Regions from separate parts of the Homo sapiens genome. Here regions 1 and 2 are each linked to region 3. The links are chromatin loops, found by intact Hi-C in ENCODE. Cell type or tissue: A673. All regions are shown on one strand. Region 1 has its middle 32 kb from the start of PRKCB. Region 2 overlaps PRKCB (protein kinase C beta). Region 3 overlaps PRKCB (protein kinase C beta).

Region 1 (5,000 bases), 98 kb before region 3:
CCCAGGCTGGAGTGCAGTGGTGCAATCTCAGCCCACTGCCACCTCTGCCTCCTGGGCTCAAGCGATTCTCCTGCCTCAGCCTCTCAAGTAGCTGAGATTCCAGGTGCCCTCCACGACGCCTGGCTAATTTTTGTATTTTTAGTAGAGATCAAGTTTCTCCACATTGGCCAGGCTGGTTTTGAACTCCCGATCTCAAGTGATTGGCCTGCTTTGGCCTCCCAAAGTACTGGGATTACAGGCGTGAACCACAGCGACCGACTGGCTCAGCTCATTTTTTAAAAACCACCCAGTTTGTGTGACTTTGTTAAGGCAGCCCTAAGAAACCCAAACACATGTCAAAGTTTCAAAACTCGTAGGTAGCAGAGCTGGAATTTGAACTCAGGTAGGTGTGACCCTAAGGCCAATGCATTTAAACGAACAGGATCTATCTATTTTCTTTTTTGAGCGAACCCCTGTATATAGTGCTTAGCCTGTGCCAGGCTCTAGGCTAAGCATTGGCATGTATCTCTCTGAAACTGGCATTTCGCCTTCTGGGCAGTGCAGTAATTTCCTCCTTGAGGTTGTCTGGTGGCTTCCACCAGGGGGCAGACCTGGGCTTTCGTGCACAGGCAGGAAAATAACACACAAGGCAGGAGGTGGACTTTTCCCTTCCCTTCCCTTCCCTTCCCTTCCCTTCCCTTCCCTTCCCTTCCCTCCCCTCCCCTCCCCTCCCCTCCCCTCCCCTCCCCTCCCCTCCCGTCTTCCCTCCCCTCCCCTCCCCCCCCCTTCCCTTCCCTTCCCTTCTTTCCTTCTTTCCTTTCTCTCTTTCTCTCTTTCTATCTTTCTTTCTTTCTTTCTGACGGAGTCTTGCTCTGTCCCCCAGGCTAGAGTGCAGTGGCGCTATCTTGGCTCACTGCAACCTCGGTCTCCTGGGTTAAAGCGATTCTCCTGCCTCAGCCTCCCAAGCAGCTGGGATTACAGGCGTCTGCCACCACACGTGGCTAATTTTTGTCTTTTTAGTAGAGACGGGATTTCACCATGTTGGCCAGGCTGGTCTCGAACTCCTGACCTCATGATCCACCCACCTCGGCCTCCCAAAGTGTTGGGATTACAGGTGTGAGCCACTGTGCCTGGCCAGGAGGTGGACTTTCTGGCAGTTCCCTCTGTAGAGATTGTCTGTAGGTTTGGTCTACCAAAGCAAAGACCACATTAAAAACAAAAAAACAAAAAACAAAAAACAAAAAAAAAAAAAAAAAAAAAAGAGAGAGAGAGAGGATCGACCCAGACGATTGAGTGCAAATAAACTTCCATGTTTTCTGAGGGAGAGAGAGCCAAACACCAGGGGTACAGGCAGTCTGATTTCCAGAGAGGGACTCTGTCATGGATGTGATGGGAGATGTGTTATCTGCTTTTTCTCCAAACAGATCCTGAACCCATTCTCACTCAGCAAGCTTCTGATGAAAAAACAACGAACATTTGTGTCATAGGCACAATTCTAGAGATGGTCATCCAATAATTAATCTTGCCGGGTGCGGTGGTTCAAGCCTGTAACCCCAGCACTTTGGGAAGCCAAGGCAGGAGGATCTCTTGAGTCCAAGAGTTTGAGACCAGCCTGGGTAACATAGAAAGACCCTGTCTCTAAAAAAAAAAAAAAAAAAAATTAAAAAATTAGCCAGACATGGTGGTGCACGCCTGTAGTCTCGGCTACTTGGGAGGCTGAATTGGGAGGATCACTCGAGTCCTGTAGTTTGAGGCTGCAGTGAGCTATGATCATGCCACTGCCCTCCAGCCTGGGCAACAAAGCCAGACCTTGTCTCTAAAAAACAAATAAAAAATTAATCTGCCTTTTTGTGCAATGGTCTCAGCAGCAGCAGCCGTATCTATACCACATGACCTTATACCCCTAGCTGAAGCAGAGCTTAGGGTTTTGACATGAGAGATGTAAAAGTGGCCCCTTAGGAGGAAGTTTGCACATTCCTGCTGCTGAGTTTCTGCAGCTGCCCTGGTTGCTGGCCCTGCTAAGCCCTGGTTGTTCAGCCCTTCCTTGGATTCTGTTAATATACCCAGTATCCATCCCATAATCTTTCTTTTTACAATGCCTTTTAAGCCAGTCGTAGTTAGTTTCTATTACTTGCAAAAGCACAAAACAAAAAAAACCCTGAATTTATATGAATAAGAATAGAAAAAATAAATGATTAAGTATATTATTTAAAGCCATGCAGGCAATTAAAAAGTTATAAATAATAAAGTCATTAGAACAACCAGCACCCAGAAAAGAGGTGGAGGTTCTCAATAAATATTTATTCAGTGACCGCAGGAATTTACCCACAATAATATCAAACAAAACTGATGTAGAAACAAGGGAAAAGGGGATAATAAGGCTGAACTAAATTTCGCTCTTTTCAATGGAGACAATATGGTTTTAAGTTGATCAATCAAAACACAGAAGCACAATCATATTATTTAGAATTATAGTGTGAACGCCAGAGTTAAAACAAGAAAACGTTTTCTGAGGAGTGGGAGAGTGTTTTTCTGTCTCCTTCTAAACATCTCCTTCTAAACTCTCAACCCTTTAATAATTTGGCAGAGGGTTCTAAGCTTGTTTGGAAACCCAGGCTGCGAGGGAGTAGGACTGAAATCCAGAACTCGCCCGGGTCACCGGCACGAGGCACATCCTCCCAGAAGGGGGTGCTGCTTTCTGATGTGCACAGAGGTGCTCACAGGCCAGACTCCACCTCCTGTTTGCCAGTCCCATAGGAGACAATGGTATCTCATTATTGTTTCAATGTGCATCTCCTTAATTGTGTGTGAGATCGAGTGGTTTCTCCCGTGTCTATAAGCCATGTGAATTGCCTCTTCATGTCCTTTGCACTAAATGGAAGCTGTGTCTCATCTCGTTCAGAACTTTCTTTTTCTTATCTGATCGTTTTATTACTCAGCTCCTCAGTTTAGCTCATTTTTGGCATACTAGCTGGGTTTTAAATTCTCCTTTCCTCTTCCTTCTTCTCCTCTACCCCTCTCTTCCTCCTCTATCCCTCTCTCCTTCTTTACAGATTTGATTTTGTAAATACCTCCCAGAATCCTAACACTCCTGCTTAGTTCCTTGCAACAGTGTTTGGGGAATCATACATACCAATGACAGGAATACATCTCGTATCGGTTACAAAATATAAAATGACCATCTTCCTTTTGTTCAGTGCCATTTACTTCTGCAAACATCCCTCCATTCTTTCTAGCTCTTCCACAAACCCTCTGCATTCTCCTATGGGCTTAGATTTTTAGGGCAAAAGCCAAGACATCTTGGAGATTATTGTGCTTTTCAGACCTGCCACAAACCCCCTCAGAGACTAGGACTTTCAAAGTTGACTTTCTGCTTGCTTGGCTGGGGGAAAGACAGTGGGGAGAGGAAAAGTGTATAAAAATCCATAAATTAAAGTCAAAATGTTATTCAATTACATTTGGGTAAACCCAGAAACAATTCTGGAAGCACTTGAAGGCAATATTTATCAGTGATTAGCCCGGGGGGATTTTATGTCTTACTTTGTATAATTTTCTATAAATTAGGATTATGCATGAGTTTTACTTTATTTTCCCCCCTTGGGCATCTCTCATATATATATATATACACGTATATATATATATATACACGTATATATATATACACTTGTATATATATACACATATATATACACGTATATATATATACACACGTATATATATACATATATATACGTGTGTATATATATATACGTGTGTATATATATATATATAATTTTTTTTAAGTGAGGTCTTGCTCTGTTGCCCAGGCTGGAGTGCAGTGGTGCAATCTTGGCTCACTGCAACCTCCGCCCCCCAGGTTCAAACGATTCTCCTGTCTCAGCCTTCTGAGTAGCTGAGATTACAGGCATGTGCCACCACGTCTGGCTAATTTTTGTATTTTTAGTAGAGACGGGTTTCCCCATGTTGGCCAGCTGGTCTGGAGCTCCTAACCTCAGGTGATCTGCCTGCCTCGGCCTCCCAAAGTGCTGGGATTACAGGCATGAGCCACTGCACCTGGAAATATTTTTCTTTTTAAAAATTTTTTTCTGGCCGGGCACAGTAGCTCATGCCTGTAATCCCAGCTACTCAGGAGGCTGAGGCAGGAGAATCACTTGAACCTGGGAGAAAAAAAAGGAAAGGAAATTTTAAAAAAATGTTTTTTAAAAATTCCTTTCTTTTTTTTTTTTTTGAAACAGGGTCTCACTCTGTAACCCAGGCTGGAGTGCAGTGGCACAATCTTGACTTGCTGCATCCTCAACCTCCCGGGCTCAAGCAATTTTCCCACTTCAACCTCCTAAGTAGCTGGGGTGACAGGCTTGCACCACCATGTCTGGCCAATTTTATAATTTTTGGTAGAGATGAGGTCTCACTATATTGCCTAGGCTGGTTTTGAACTCCTGGACTTAAATGATCCTCCCGTCTCTGCCTCCCAAAGTGCTGGAATTACAGGCATGAACCACCACTCCCGGCTCTCCTAATATTTTTTATTTGAATATTTTCTAGAAAAATAACATCGTAAAATTCAGAGTAACAAAATGTATACAATGAACACCTAATTTCTCTCTTACTTTCACCCAAGAAACAATTACAATTAATGTTCTCTTATGTAAATTCCTTGTGATATGATCTTTGTAGTGTCTCTATGTGTGTGTCTCTATCTCAATCTCTAACTCTGGATATCATCCTCCATTCTTTTTACACAAGTGGGTATGTCACCTACAGACTTTTATGTCCCCAGTGCTACAACTTGTAAATTGCTTAATGTCAGAGCCCATAAAAATCTACCTCATTTAAAAAAATGGCTGTGTAGCATTCTTCTGTGGAAGTTCTGTAATATAACAAACACTCTCCCATTGAGTGGGAAACATTGTTTCTCATCTTTTGCTACTATTAATAATGTCAAAAGAAATAACTTTGAGCAAATATCTTTACTCAGATTCCAGCTTATGTCTAGGATAAATTCTCAAAACTAGAGTTCCTGG
Region 2 (5,000 bases), 110 kb after region 3:
AGGATGTGAAAGGCCCTGGTTCTGGACTCAAGAGACCTCACGTTTCCTAGTCTTCTTTCTGTCTCTGCTCTTTTGTGTTCATGAGGTTCATGCCCTCATGAGGGCTCCCCCACCTCCAGTGGTCTAGGATTCTAGGATGTCTTGGTATTCTTTTTCAAAAAAAAAAAACTAAGAGCCAGCATTTATAGATATAATTCTGTCCTAAACACTTTACATATAATAATTCTTCATTCTTCATTACACCCTGTGAGATAGGTTATCATTGTTATAATTCCATTTCACAGATGAGGAAACTGAGGTACTCAGAGACTAAATGACTTGCTCAAGGTCACTTGTGAGAGGTCCAGCTCTAGGCCCTCTGGCCCGTGGGGCTATGCTCTTACCTAGTACCTCAAACTGCCTGGTAGACCTCAACCCTGTGTACCTGCACAAATGGTCCTGAAGCAGGCAGCTTTCTTCCCTGAGAGCTGCCTTTCCAGATATGCACTGCCAAAGGTCTGTGACCCTACAGCCTTGGCCTGATTTGGTCCAGATGCGTGTGGACATCTCTCCCAAACAGGATCAAATTGGCCTCTTCTAGGAGTTTAGAATTTGGAATCAAGGGTGCTGGTTTTAGTCTGGACTGGTCACACAGTTTTTGACAACTGTTTATTGTACGGGAAAAGTGTCCAGCTTGATGAATTCTCACACAGTGAATTTTTCTTTGTAAGCAGAGCCCCAGAAGCCCTTCTTTGCTCCTTCTAATCTCTACACGTCCCTCCCCATCCATCAAAATAACCACTACCAGACCAGCAATCCTTTGGCTGCTTTTCCCCCCACCCCCAGTGATCTATTTTATTTTATTTTGGAAAGAACACGTAACATGAAATCTATCCTCTTAACAAAGTTTTAAGTGTAAAATGCATCATTGTTGATGATGGATGCAGTACGAGACAGCAGATCTCTGGGGCTTATTCATCATGCTTGACTGAAACTTGATGCCCATTGGTAAGTAATTCCCCATTTTGCCCTTCTTCCAGGCTGTAGCCACCACCCTTTCACTCTGATTTTCTATCAATTTGACTATTTTTGTTACTTTACGTAAGTGGAATCATCTAGTATTTGTTTTCCTGTGACTAGTGTTTTTCATTTACCATAATGTCCTCAGGGTTCATCTATGTTGTCTCATTGCAGAACTTCCTTCTTTTTGGGGGGCTGAAAAATATTCCATCATATGCATAAACACATTTTCCTTATCCATTTGTTCGTCAGTGGACACCTAGATTGCTTCCACGTTTAGCTGTTGTGAAGAGTGCTGCAATGAACATGGAACTGCTAACATTTCTTCAGGATGTTAATTTCAATTCTTTTGGGTAAATACCCAGAGGTGAGGGTGCTGAATCATATGGTAGTTCTATTTTTAATGTTTTGAGGAACCTTCACACGGGCTAAGGACTTGAATAGGCAGTTGTCCGAGGAAGACATACAAATGACCAAAAGGCATATGAAAATTTAAAAAGCTAAACATCACTAATCACTAGGCAAATGCAAATCAAAACCACAATGAGATATTATCTCACACTTGTTAGGATGACTATTTTTTTTTTTTTTTTGAGATGGAGTCTTGCTCTGTTGCCCAGGCTGGAGTGCAATGGCGTGATCCTGGCTCACTGCAACCTCCACCTCCCGGGTTCAAGTGATTCTGCTGCCTCAGCCTCCCAGAGTGCTGGGATTACAGGTGGGAGCCACCACGCCCGGCCTATTTTTTTTTTTAAAAAAGACAAGTGTTAGCAAAGATATGGAGAGATTGGAACCCTTGTACACTGTTGGCAGGAATACAAAATGTTGCAGATACTATGGAAAACAGTTTGCCTGCTTTTGAGCACTTAAAAAACAAAACTAGGCTGGGCCCGGTGGCTCACATCTGTAATCCCAGCACTTTGGGAGGCCGAGGTAGGGGGGATCACTTGAGGTCAGGAGTTTGAGACCAGCCTGACCAACATGGCAGAACCCCGTCCCTGCTGAAAATACAAAAACTAGCCTGGCATGATGGTTTTTGTATCTGTAATCCCAGCTACTCAGGAGGCTGAGGCAGGAGAATCGCTTGAGGTTGCGGTGAGCCGAGATCATGCTACTGCACTCCAGCCTGGGTAACAGAGCAAGACTCCATCTCAAACAAAAACCAAAAAACAGAATTATAGAGTAGACCATCTCTTGTGTCTGGCTGGTTTCTTTCATATGTGTGTGTGTGTGGCCACATGATATTGAAAGGACACATAGCATCCTGTTCATCAGGATGTCCAGCTTCAGAGCCAGCAGGGGCCAGGCAGGTGGGTGAATGAGTGACGTGTGTGACCACAGGCATGTCCCATTGGCCCATTGAACACCCTATCTGAAAGGGGCAGCGGCACTCAGCTCCGTTTCCTAATTCCTGCTGTTTAAAGGATGAAGGTCTAAGTTTTCCCATTTTTTTCCAGAGAAATCTGAAATCCCCTAAATTTAGATTTTGACAGAGAATTCAAGAATTACAACTGTGGTGTATTTTAAACACATTTTTGGACTGGATTCCTTCTGTGAACCTCCGGTTTACAACTTCTGCATTCGTAGGTGGGGACTGTCAGTGGAAGGTCTCCCCCACCCCACATCGGAGGGGAGAAGGGAAAATGTAAATTTAGTCAAATGGGCTTTCTTTGGAGAGTAGAGAGTGTGCAATAGTCCAAGGCAGGGAGCTTTAAAAGAATGCAGAAGTCTTTTTTCTCTCTTGGTGTCTGAGCTCTAAATTGGCTGGGACATATCCTTAGTTAGGAGTCAGTGGCTATAGCGCCCCCTGCTGTCCTTTAGCACCCTCTTCGTGTCCAGTGAGATCTGCAGGTGAGCCTGGAAGCCACTTGCTTCTCCTGCAGGTTTTGGGAGGAAGATTCATCATTTTAAATATTGCTCAAGTGCCTGCTGCTGCCAGTGACTTCATAGGCTCCTGTTAGACTCACCTTCACTTATATTTGGTCAATTACCTACTCCCTCAGTCAGACCTTGCCACTCGATTTTTTTTTTCTTTTTGATACAAGGTCTCACTGTGTTGCCTACGAGTGCAATGGTACCATCACGGCTCACTGCAGCCTCTGCTTCCCAGGCTTAAGTGATCCTCCTGCCTCAGTCTCCCAAGTAGCTGGGGCTACAGGCATGTGCCGCTACGCCTGGTTGATTTTTTAATTTTTTTGTAGAGATGGGGTTTCATCATGTTGCCCAGGCTGGTCTCAAACTCTTGGGCTCAAGCAATCCTCCCACCTTGGCCTCCCAAAGTGCTGGGACTACTCAGGCATAAGCCACCATGCCCAGCCACCACTCTATTTTTTTTTAAATTGGAGGTAGGGTAAGAAGGACTGGGCCAGGTCGTCCTTCCCACAATTCCAGTCTCACTGTTTCTATCTATTGAAAAGCATTTCTGGCATTTGCTTGGTACCTTTCCCTGGTTTCTGGGCTGAAATAGATTTTATCCCATTTTTAAACAATTCCTTCTGATACTTTCAGGGGTAGTTTGTGGATGAGAGCAGAGTGAAATGCATAGGCTCAGGTTTGTGGCCTTGCAAGTTAATAAAGAGTGTGGACTTTGGAACTAGCCTGCCTGGGCTCCAATCTTGGCTCTGGTACCTACTAGCTGTGTATCATTGTTTTCATTGTTTTGTTTTGTTTTATTTTGTTTTGTTTGAGACAGGATCTCACTCTGTTGTTGGGGCCAGAGTTCAGTGGTGCAATCATAGCTCACTGCAGCCTCCAATTCCTGGGATCAAGTGATCCTCCCACCTCAGCCTCCTGAGTGGTTAGGACCACAGGCATACACCACCACACCTGGCTAATTTTAAATTTTTTTGTAGAGATGGGGTCTTGCTATGTTGCCCGGATGGGTCTTAGCCTCCCAAAGTGCTGGGATTACAGGCATGAACCATTGTGTCCCACCTTAGCTGTGCACTTTAAATAAGTCACTTGACCTCTCTGTTCCTGTTTCTTCATTTACAAGGTGAAGATGATAATATACTACTTCTTAGGGTGAGTATTAAATAAGTTAACCTATGCAAAGAGGTTAAAACAGTGCCTAGCATATCATAGAAATGTTTGCTTGACCCAGAGGCCTGAACCTGCTTTGCCTTCAGTGTTGGTCTTTAGGTCCTGGCTTCACTCCTTAATGCTGCATCTCAGCCTTTCCTCATGAAACTTTCTGTCTTTGATCCTTTTCACTCCTTAACTGTGAATCTCCCAAATTCCACTGAGCAGTGATCAATTCTTGGGGCATCTTGCTCTGTGTTCCCAGACATTCCTTCACCCTCATTTTCTCTCCATGGCCAAATCCTATAGTGCCTCCTAAATAATTATAGCTGACATGTATGTAGCACCTATCATATGCCACGTGCTGTTCTAAGTGATTGATATATGCTAACTCATTTAATCCTCACCCTATGAGAAAGATGCTTTTTTAACACCTATTTTATAGAGGAGGAAACTGAGGCCCAGAGAAGTGAACTGACTTGCCAGGTCACATAACTAATAAGCAGAGTCTGGATTTGAGTTTGGCTCTAGAGCCTGCTCTTAGCCACCATGTCCCATCCTCACTGAGAGGACCCTTGTTCAACTCCACTAACCCTCTCTGGACAAGTAGCCTCTGGTCCTGTCTCCCTGCTTCCTCTCTGTCTCACTGGCCTACCCTTTCCACACCTTTCTAAAAACCAAATGTGATCATGTCATCCTCTTTGTTGAAAACATGTCAATGGCTTCCCATTGTTCTTGGGACAAAGTAAATACTCTTTGAAGTGGCTGCGAAGCAGGGTGGACATACGTCCTCCTCTGCCAAGCTTGCCTATAAACCAAATTGGTTTGTTCTGTTGTGTCAGCGTACCACAAGGCTGGTGCCCTTGTCATCCTCACAAGAGTCCCTGTTGGAAGATACAGGATATGATTGTCCTACTCATGAGGCCCTGCGTGCTCTGGCGTCAGGGTCCCTCCAGCCTTTGCTTGACCACTCTGAGTAC
Region 3 (5,000 bases):
AGGGGCAGAGATGCCAGCCACAGCTTGGCTTTCAGGCAGCAGGCACATTGGGATCAGTGATTGGCATTTGCAACATTGGTTGGCATCACAGAGAGCATGGAAGGTCAAGGTAATAATTATCAAGGACAGTTTAAGGGAAACAGTACATTCCATTCCTTATCCATTGTAAGACCAGTACATTCCCTGTTCTTTAACTCTTGGGAAGACATCTCCCCCAGATCTCTCTGCTGAGGATCAGGGCCATTTCTCTGTTAAAAATGTCAAACAGCAACTTACCAGAGGAAACAGAATGGTGGAAATGCCATCTCAGCATTCAAGAAGCCCCAGTACCAAACTTTGCATGTATATACGTTTGAAACAAGCTTTGTAAATTACTTTTGTTCATTTGTAATTACTTATCCATAAGAACTCTCTCTCTCTCTCTCTCTCTCTCTCTCTCTCTCTCTCTCTGTGTGTGTGTGTGTGTGTGTGTGGTTTGTTGTCACCTGGGCTGGAGTGCAGTGATGCGACCATGGCTCACTATATTCAAAATCCTGGGCTCATGCGATCCTCCCACCTCAGCCTTCTGAGGAGCTGGGACCGTAGGCACGTGCCACCAGGCCCAGCAAATAAAATTTATTTATTTATTTATTTATTTATTTATTTATTTATTTATTTATTTATTTATTTATTGTAGAGATAGGGCCTTGCTATGTTGCTCAGGCTGGTCTCGAACTCCTGGCCTCAAGTGATCCTCCTGTCTCAGCCTCCCAAAGTGCAGGGATTACAGTTAGGTATGGAGAGAGAAGGAAATAAGGAAGACACAGTTATTACTCTTTAGGACCCATAATTTAACTCAAGTGATTTTGCCCCCAGGTGGTATTTGGCAATGTCTGGAGACATTTTGTTTGTCACAACTTGGGGTGGTGGGGGTTGCTACTGGAATCTAGTGGGTAGAGGCCAGGGATGCTACTGAACAAAATATACAAGACAGCCTCACAACAAAGAATTGACCAGTCCACAGTGTCCACAGTGCCATGGTTGAGAAACCTTGATCTAACTGCTTATGACATACCACTTCCATAAAGCCGAGAGATATCAATTCTTATGCAGTTATCACTGTGTACAGGAAATTGTGTGTTTGTACATGTGTGTGCATGAATGTGTAGATATAAAGGGATAAAACCTTTATCTTCCTTTCCTAGGTATTTTTACCTCTGTATTATCAATTGAAATAATTTGTTTTTGAATATACAATGCAAAGTTTGAAATCCTACAGGTACAACAAGGTATACAGTGAATAAAGAATCTCCCCATTCCACTTCTGTCCTCAAGTCTTCAGTTCTCTGGAGGAGTACTACTGTCATTAGTCTCCTATATATTAGTAGAGAGACATTCCGCATATGAACCTTATACCCTTAGTAGCACCTCACACATATTTTTTTCCTTGTTGCCTTTTTTTTTCCTATGTGATGACGTATCTTAGAGATATTTTCATATCAGCGCATATAGAGCAGCCTCATTCATTTTAACAGCTGCACAGGTTTTTTTTTTTTTTTTTTTTTTTTTTTTTTTTGTGGCTGTCCCATACGGTCTTCTGTTGATGGGCATAGGTTATTTCTAGTCTTTTGCATAACAAACAGTGCTGGAGTGGATCTCCTTGTACCTAACTGTGGACACACATGTGCAAGTACGTCTGTAATCCAAAATCCTGCAAGAGGAATTTCTAGGTTAAGATGGCATGTGCATTTTAAATTTGGCTAGAGATTTCTGCAGTGATGTCTGATCCTGTGCACCGTGCATTCATCATGTGACCCATTTCTAGTCCTTCTTGACCGCCCCCTCTCCTATGGGGATCCTGAGCTGATAGGGTCACTTCTGTCTCTCCCCCACACTGGAACAGCTCTCTCTAATCTACAAGATTAATTTTTTTTCCTAATCAAAACACAATTGCCAAGGATAGTTTGAAAAATATTAATTGTGTCTGTCATCCTGGGGCTCTGAGCACGTGAGCGTTTGGGATATAATCTTTGCAAATTGCCTATAGTTCATACAGCACAGCAAGAGCCTCTCTCTCTGCAGCCAGTCCTTTATGATCGATCATACCCACCCCCTCTCCCAATGGGCTGTATCCTAAGGGTAAGTAGACAGCATGGGTTCTCTTGCTTAAAAAAAATCGTTAACTCAACGGGGGCGCCTGCTGCTTGATTGGGAGTATGTCGGCATTTAGAGCCTGCTGGCTGCAATCTCACTACGCAGACTGGAAGTTGTGGGGTGTTTTTATCAGCAGGAAACAGCTTTGAGAGCGGAAGGGGAGTGAGAGTAGATGGATAGATGAGGGAATTCGAAGAGGAGGAAGCCGTGGGAGAAATGTCTTCTTTTAAAGACAGACAAGGCAGATTTCTCCAGCCCATCTCTCTGGAATGTCAAGTAGGAATGAAATGGGAAGTTGGGTTAATTCTACCAGGCCTGCCCAGCAACCAGCCTGTTCAGGTTCCCCAGGAGTTGCAGCCTGTTGTCTGAGACTGTGAGGTTCTCTTCCCTGAAGTGTCTTGTGGGAATTGGCTGGTGGCAGCATTTTCTCTGAGGTCCCAAAAATTCGAGTGGTCAAGAAGACACCCTGCAATGATCATTCCCCAACATTGGAGGCCATAAAAGTCAGTCTGGGTTTGCAAATACACACTGGAAGTCTCAGAGCTGGTGCAGACATCTCAGAGCTGGTGCAGACAGACACTGTGGCTGAGTGTGTGTGCCTTGTTCGTTATGGTTTCACTGCTACTGGATTGGTACCTGGTACACAGTAGGCACTGAAAAAATATTCACTGAAAGAAAGAGAAAACTTGATGGCAGTTGTAGGTCTGGGTCTGTTGGAATTTTTACCCCCAGGAAGAGATTTGATTTTAACTCAAAGCCAGTTGATAAACAGCCTCACCCAGCAGACAGAGGGCAGCTTGGGGGAAACTGGAGGGTATGTAGGGTGGGGTGGGGCTCTTATCTGTATGGACAATGCCATATATTTTCTGAAACTTGGATTTTTCTCCTTATAAGGGAGAAGATCCAAGAAGACAATGAAAAAACATTTGCCCCTGCCTTTAGAAAAAATAACCTTTTAATTTTTGGAATAATTTCAGATTTTTAGAAAAGTTGCAAAACATTTACAGAGAGTTCCACTGCATACCCCTCACCCAAAGTTTCCCCCTAATGCTAACATCTTATGCAACTGTGATGCCTTTGCCCCTACCATTTTGAGGTTAACAATTAAGTTAGTATAATACTTATTCTGTACCGAGCTCTATTCTATATCATTTTCCTGCAGTTGTTTATTTGACCCTTTCAGCATCCTTTGAGGAATAAGCACTGTTATAGCAGTCCCCATTTTACAGACGGGGAAGCTGAGGCTCAGCTAGACTCTAGCTAGTGTTCGAAACCTAAGTTGTCTGGCTCCAGTCTCTCACCCCTCACCATTATTATCTGCACAGTAATGATGGTAACTGTCATCTCTTGATGATAATGCGTTCAGGAACTGAGCTCAAAAGTTTTTCCCTCCCTCCCTTCCTCCCTTCCTTCCTTCCTTCCTTCCTTCCTTCCTTCCTTCCTTCCTTCCTTCCTCCCTCCCTCCCTCCCTTCCTTCCTTCCTTCCTTTTTTTGAGATAGGGTCTCACTCTGTCACCCAGTCTGGAGTGCAGTGTCACGATCGTAGTTCACTGTAACCTTGAACTACTGGGCTCAAGCCATCCTCCCACCTCAACTTCTTGAGTAGCTTTGACTACAGGCATAAGCCATCATGTCTACCTAATTTTTAGTTTTTTCTTTTCTTTTTTTTTTTTTTTCCTTTTTCTGTAGAGACAAAGTCTTGCTATGTTGCATGGCTGGTCTCAAACTCCTGGCCTCAGGAGCCCTCCTGCTTCAGCCTCCCCAAGTTCTGGGATTACAGGTGTGAGCTGCCACGCCCAGCCTACTTATGTTATTTCTAAACCCTCCCCTGACTCAGAGCTGTGGTAAAGAGCCCCGCTTTTGTTGTCCTGCTCAGGACAAAAATACATGGCCCCAGGCTTTTGTGAGTAGGATCCGGAAGGGAACTTAAGTGTGTGTGTGTGTGTGTGTGTGTGTGCACCCACGTGTGTGTGGGGGAGTGATAGAGATTCTCCTGGTTTCTGTCCTAGTTTTTTCTAAGCGTATGGAGACAGGTCTGCTCCGTACATCTGGGGATTGGTATTACCACATCATTTCCCCCCTAACAGCAGCAAAGATTCTCAAAGCTTCATCAGAGCATGAACAATCAGAAATGCCTTAATTTTGTTAGTCACAATAAATAATACTTTGATTAATTAGCAAGCACATGCCTTGGGAATATGAGAAAGTAAATGATTTCTACCCTAGATCTTTCAGATAGCTGGGAGGGAAGAGAGTATTAAAATACGCTTTTAACTATGGGTTTTGGATGGAGAAGAGGAGAATGCCGGAGAGGGGAAAGCAGCAGTGGAATTGTTCTTGGAGATAGGAGAAACTGAAACTCTTTCCACCCAGGGTCTTTGCAGAAAGTGGTTCCCACTGCCTGGAATACTTTTTCTTCTCTTTACATGGTGAGCTCTCACTCTAGTCTCAACTTAAATGTCTCCCCCTTTGACAGGCCCTTGCTAACATCCTGTTTCAAGTTCCTTCTGGATATTGATTAGGATGGTAAGCTTCATGAGGTTAAGGATCTCTGTTTCATCCACTGCTCCATCCTCTGGTGTCTGCAACGACGCTGGCACACCATAGGCCCTTATTAAATATGTGTCGACTAAATGAATATGTGGTCTTATTAAATATGTGTCGACTAAATGAATATGTGGTCTATTTCAAGTCCTCGTTTGTGTCTGCCCTAGAACTTAGCACTGTTTGCCATTAGCTTGTCTATTTCCTTGTGAATAGCTAGATTCCCTCATGAGCTATAAGGGCCACGATGGCAGGGGGTGTGTCTACCTTGTTCACCAAGGGTACCCAGGATGAACCTGGCCTGCAGCTAAGGGGGTGGGCTC

Evidence for each region. Hi-C counts contacts between places; a loop is a spot of excess contacts. Peaks named below come from ENCODE experiments on the same cell type or tissue, not always from the same donor. Only the 100,000 strongest peaks of a DNase experiment are listed, where the experiment ranks them.
Region 1: it touches region 3 in a loop (3-fold over the local background); 6 of 110 quality-filtered maps call a loop at or near these places.
Region 2: a loop joins it to region 3, with 4 times the contacts of the local background. A loop is called at or near these places in 4 of 110 quality-filtered maps.

The regions. Positions count from the first base shown.
Region 1 is chr16:23,801,022-23,806,021 of GRCh38, forward strand. No RefSeq gene overlaps it. Among named protein-coding and RNA genes, the nearest start is that of PRKCB, 32 kb to the right of the region's middle. RefSeq lists a cis regulatory region at 2,477-2,883. In A673, CTCF peaks have their summits at 562 (motif pointing right) and 2,657 (motif pointing right); DNase peaks (open chromatin) are centred at 570 and 2,670; H3K4me3 peaks cover 523 bases; H3K27ac peaks cover 1,707 bases.
Region 2 is chr16:24,007,851-24,012,850 of GRCh38, forward strand. All of the region lies in intron 3 of PRKCB (protein kinase C beta), which reads left to right. Among named protein-coding and RNA genes, the nearest start is that of PRKCB, 170 kb to the left of the region's middle. RefSeq lists a silencer at 2,856-2,905. In A673, a CTCF peak has its summit at 2,830 (motif pointing left); a DNase peak (open chromatin) is centred at 2,791; H3K27ac peaks cover 4,343 bases.
Region 3 is chr16:23,899,196-23,904,195 of GRCh38, forward strand. All of the region lies in intron 2 of PRKCB (protein kinase C beta), which reads left to right. Among named protein-coding and RNA genes, the nearest start is that of PRKCB, 66 kb to the left of the region's middle. RefSeq lists an enhancer at 2,196-2,340, a cis regulatory region at 2,259-2,276 and a silencer at 4,910-5,000. In A673, a CTCF peak has its summit at 2,170; DNase peaks (open chromatin) are centred at 1,726, 2,216, 3,476, 4,076 and 1 weaker place; H3K4me3 peaks cover 2,485 bases; H3K27ac peaks cover 4,792 bases.